Linked DNA regions of Mus musculus: region 2 is linked to region 1. A link is a loop called in an ENCODE intact Hi-C map of the cell type or tissue named here. Cell type or tissue: heart. All regions are shown on one strand.

Region 1 (2,500 bases):
CACTTTAGTTGTTTTAGGTCCAAGGCAGACAGAATGACAAATTTATTCTAAGTAGTGGACTAGTTCTGCCTGGTACACTCTTTTTAGAAGGATTTTTTTTGAGAGTGTGCTTGGGCTCAGCAGGAATCCAACTAATGTGTATGAATAATGTGTTTCTCTGTAGATACTGGAAAGAGGGTGAACTGGAGTAGTGTGTTAGCTCACTGCTAGAGATGTACACACACACACACACACACACACATACACACACACACACACACACATACACACACACACACACACGTGCAGGCAATGGAATGAGCCCTCCTACATCAATCAGTAACTAAGGAGATATACCACAGGCTTGTCCACAAGCCAATCTGGTAGGACCATTTTTTCAAGTAAAATTCCCTCTTCCAAAATGACTCTCAACTTATGTCAAGTTGACTGTCATTAAAGTGAACTGAAGTTCATTAAAACTAGACATCACAGATGGTTTTTTTTCCAGGACTTAATGCATAGGAGGTAGGTGTTTAAATGACAGAACAGGACCTGGAGGCACATATCTGGAATCCCAGCTGTCCGGAGGATGAGGCAAGAGGACTGCAAGTTAGAAGCCAATCTGGTCTACATCTTGAGACACTATCTAAAAAAAAATGTAGATACAAAAAAAAAAAAAAAACCACAGGGAATTTGGGAGTGGATGAGAAAAAATAATTCTATTTTGGATACGTGGGTTGTGGAGTTCTAGAGAGAATCATTAGGCCATGATTTCCAGACATGATCAGGCACTCAGGGACAGCTTTGAGCTTCAAAAGTCAGGGGCAAGTAGCCCATGTTTTCTCTGGCATTTGGAATCTAGATTTAAGTGTGAGTATGTAGAGGGGAGAGAAGAGCAAAGGTGAAGAAAAGGAGGTGAAGAAGAGGACTAGAGGGAGGGAAAAGAGGAGAAGAAGAGAAAGTGATGGGGTGTGTGTGATGTGAAAGCAGGAGGAGAGACTATTTGAAGATAGGGAAGCAATAGCAAGGAATTAATAATAGCAAGAACAAAATATAATTATTTTATATGATTTAACACATATATGTATATGAATCGTTATAATGTGCTCTATTACTGTGCATGCAAATAGAAGTATATATTTATATGGCTGTTGAGATGGTTCACTGATGGCTCACTTGCTGCAAAGGTGGACAACTTGAGTTCAATCTCCAGGATGCACTTGGTAGAAAAAGAGAATCAACTCCCACATGTTGTCCTCTGACACCATAGGCATACCAGAGTACCCATGGATAACTAAATACCAATATCCAGGATAAATAAATAAATATAACATTAAAAAAGAGGGAGGGTCACCAGAGCTATTCACCAGAGAAAGACCAAATAGTTTGCAACCAGAATTCACTTTGCCTGTCTTCTTCTAGCACAGGGCCAGGAAATCTAAGCTTGCTATACAGTCTTGGGTAGGAGGTGGGAAAATGAGTACTCACCCTGCCCTTGCTGCCCAAGAGTAACACACTACTGCCACCTGGGGGCTGCACATAGAAACTGTAATGGCAGCTTTATGAAAGCCATTTGAGAGGACATGACCCCTCCTTTTTATGAGACTTTTGTCTCTCACTTTTAGTTCTTAAAATTCTATCATGGTTTTGTATCTCAGTTTTGTTTCATTTTGCTAACATCCTCTTGTGAAGTGGAACTGGATCTTTGTTCATCCATTTATTTACTGATATTCATTTATTTATTATTCAACAAACATTCATTTAGTAACTATATTGTGTTGGACACTGGGCATACATTCATGAGCGAAAACATATATATCCCTCCAGCAAACTGAATTCTAGTGTAACTTGTAGGGGGGGTTAGAGAATTGAACCAAGGGCCTTGTGCCTGCTAGGCAAATGCTTTTCCACTGAGCATGTCTCCAACCTCTAATAATTTTAGTGTAGAGACCACTCTGAGGGAAAGGCTGATGATGCAGTGAGAGCAGGTAATGGGGGAGCCTCAAAAAGTAGGTGAAATTTCACTATATAGACCAGGCTGGCCTCAAACTCATGACCACCCTGTCTCAGCTTCCCAAGTGCTGGGATTGCAAGCATCACAACCATGTTTGGTTTGAACTGAACCAATATGATCATTGTCCTATACATTCAATTGAACACATAGAACGAGGTATCTTAATATTCTAGCGTATAAAGTCTGGATAAAAATCAAGATATCAAAATTTTCCTTTCACATTCCTCACTAGTTCAACAGTGGATTAGACACACACGCTGAGGGTGTAGCTCAGTGCTAGAGCACTCCTGTAATATGCACAAGACCCCAGGTTCCATCCCCAGCACCAGGAAAATAAAATAACAGTTACAACTGTAGAGGGTATTTTTGAGTTACCACTGGAGAAGCACTTAAAGTCTAGCGCACAGTAAGCACATAATATATGCCACTCTTCTCACCTGTTTATAGAAAGAGCTCTGGCTGTTAGAATACTGAGATTGTTTCAACACAGGGCCGTGGCAAAGGTGT
Region 2 (2,500 bases), 160 kb before region 1:
CTCTCAGAATCACTTTTGGACCTCTTTACAAAACGTCTTATATTTTCAGATTCACAAGTGCTTTTCAGAGTAGTTTCTCCCCTGGAAAGCAAAGGAGCATGACCAGATGTCACTGCAATGTCAGTACTGTGGTTGCTACCAGAGTGTGTTGATCTCCTTTTTGGAATATATTTTGAAATGAAGTCCACAGGAAACACCTGTGTACTACTTTGCCCTCTTTTCTTTTCCAAAGATACCAGTGCAGAACTAGGATTACAAGGCATACTTTCCTCTGAAGTTTCAGATACTATTATTACAGGTTCTCCAGAGGAACTGCTGGAAAAGCTACAAGTGAAGGTATTCTTTCCATGTTTTTCTGTGGAAGTAGTCTTTTTTCCTTCAGGGGGTTTTGGTAAAGTATCTGATTCATCTTTCTTTGAGGGATCCAATGCAGGGTTTACAGAACATGTACATGACAGTAATATATTGGTCTCTTTGGTACCATTTTCCTCAACACCGGGAGAGTCCACAAAAGAAGTCTCCGAGACCACCTGGATTTCCTGACTGTTTTGTGGAATTGGTTTATCTGGTGGTGGAGGTGCTTCTATGACCTTTGACATAGATAGAGATTTTTTTTGTTCCTCATGTGGTTTTGTAATATGCCTAGGATATGACAGCATTTGTACCGCTTGGGGAGGCTCCTTTACTGTATACACATGTTTAATTTTCATCTGAGTACTTTCAACGAAATCCTCATAATCACTATCTGAAAAATTCAACTGAACACGTGGAGGAGTTGGTTTTAGCCTCTCCAAAAGCATTCTGTTCTCCTCTTTTAATTTGATATTTTCTACAGTGAGCTCAGCAATCTGCACTAGATTTTTTTGTTGCATGTTACTAAATTCTTGCTGTAGCACATTCCTATACATTTCGTTCACCAGACAGCGCTCACACGCTTTTGAACTGGAGGCTTTGGGTGCCTGTGTCGGTGCCTGTGTCAGTGCCTGTGTTAGTGCCTGTGTCAGTGCCTCTGTCGGTGCCTGTGTCAGTGCCTGTGTCAGTGCCTGTGTCAGTGCCTCTGTCGGTGCCTGTGATAGTGTTTTAGTACCCTTTGGTACCGGGCCACCAAACCGCCTTCCCTCTGTCAACCGCGCCTTTCTCATATTGCTTAATTTCACCTGTAAGCGGTGAAGCTCTTTATCATGGACCGCTTTCAGGGACAGCCACACCTTTTTAAAGTCATCAGACCCCAAATCACTTACGCTAAACTTTATGTTCTCCGACCGCGTGGATTTTTTACCGTCTTCCCTGTCTTCGCTCCCACTACTGCTGATCTCTATCCTGTTTGACATCCTAGAAACCTAGACAGGCAAGTCCCACCTTGGCAGGGCCACTGACAAAATGGCCAGAGAGCGTCTGCTGAGTACTTGTCACTGGCTAGTGACCAGCAGGACCACCGGTGGCTTTTTAACTATGGAGCTGTGGCCAGCTACTTGCCATGCCAGTGACAAAAAAAGAAAAGGGGGGGGCGGGGGGGGGAAACAAGGAAATCGGAGAGGAGCCTCTAACAGGAAGGACACTAGCCCCCGCGGCCCTGTCTCCCTGAGCCCTGAGCCCCCGCAGCTCTGGCAGCCCTGCCTGTAGGCAACAGGCGCGGGGCTGCGGCCTCGCAGGCCTCGCCCGCTGCCGCCCGCTGCCCACCGCCCGCTGCCCCGTCACAGACCTGCGGAGAAGCTGCCTTAAGGCACAGTCCAGCAGAGCGGGTGCTGAGGACCCACGGAAAGGCCTGGTTTCTTTTGCCCTAGAAAGAAACCAAAGGCTTTTGGCCGAAAGAAAACGAAACCAAAAAGTGCTGGAGCGTGAGGGCAACCGCAACCCACCACCGCTGCCTAAGATGGCGCGGAAGCTCTCTGAGGCCAGGCGGGAATGCCCTCAGACTATCAAGGGGGCACGCATGCGCACCCCCGCCAGCCCCGCCCACCCACCACGGGAGATGCCAAGGGGGCCGGGGGAGGAGAGAAATTGCCCTTGCCTTAATCTTTTAGAACAAATGATATTTTAGAACAACTCATATCAAAAACATTTTGATTATGAATGATTAATAACTTAGAATCATTAAAAACTGTTGATATTCATGGCTTGATTTAACAACAACAACAACAACAAAGAAAAACACTTTGGCGTAAAGGTGAGGACACTGACCCATGCCGTAATCCCAGCTGGATCCAAGGTGAGAAGGATCATGAGTTCCAGGCCAACATTTTACAACCTCCTGAGATTCTAGACCCCTGACTTAAAAATAAAATTCAGAAAATGCTTTGTGAGAGGCAAAGGTAAAGGAATGGAAAGTTTAAATACAATCTGGGCTACATTTTCTACCTAGAACCCATCTTCAACCCGGGCCACGGAGATAGCATTTGCCGAGTAACCTGAATTCAGTCCCGGAGGCTCATATGTGTAAATGGAACACTTGAGTTGTCCTCCAACTTCTAAACATGCGCCCAACATGCACAATAAATGT

What was found. Hi-C counts contacts between places; a loop is a spot of excess contacts. Peaks named below come from ENCODE experiments on the same cell type or tissue, not always from the same donor. Only the 100,000 strongest peaks of a DNase experiment are listed, where the experiment ranks them.
Region 2: a loop joins it to region 1, with 2.7 times the contacts of the local background. A loop is called at or near these places in 3 of 42 quality-filtered maps.

What each region holds. Positions count from the first base shown.
Region 1 is chrX:36,182,337-36,184,836 of GRCm38, forward strand. All of the region lies in intron 2 of Gm42406 (a long non-coding RNA gene), which reads right to left. Among named protein-coding and RNA genes, the nearest start is that of Zcchc12, 12 kb to the right of the region's middle. In heart, a CTCF peak has its summit at 1,526; no DNase peak of the experiment used is centred here.
Region 2 is chrX:36,023,954-36,026,453 of GRCm38, forward strand. All of the region lies in intron 35 of Dock11 (dedicator of cytokinesis 11), which reads left to right. Gm32904 (a long non-coding RNA gene) reads right to left here. Exons shown (of 2, transcript XR_391663.3): 1 at 1,703-2,500. Among named protein-coding and RNA genes, the nearest start is that of Gm32904, 1.9 kb to the right of the region's middle. In heart, no CTCF peak of the experiment used is centred here; no DNase peak of the experiment used is centred here.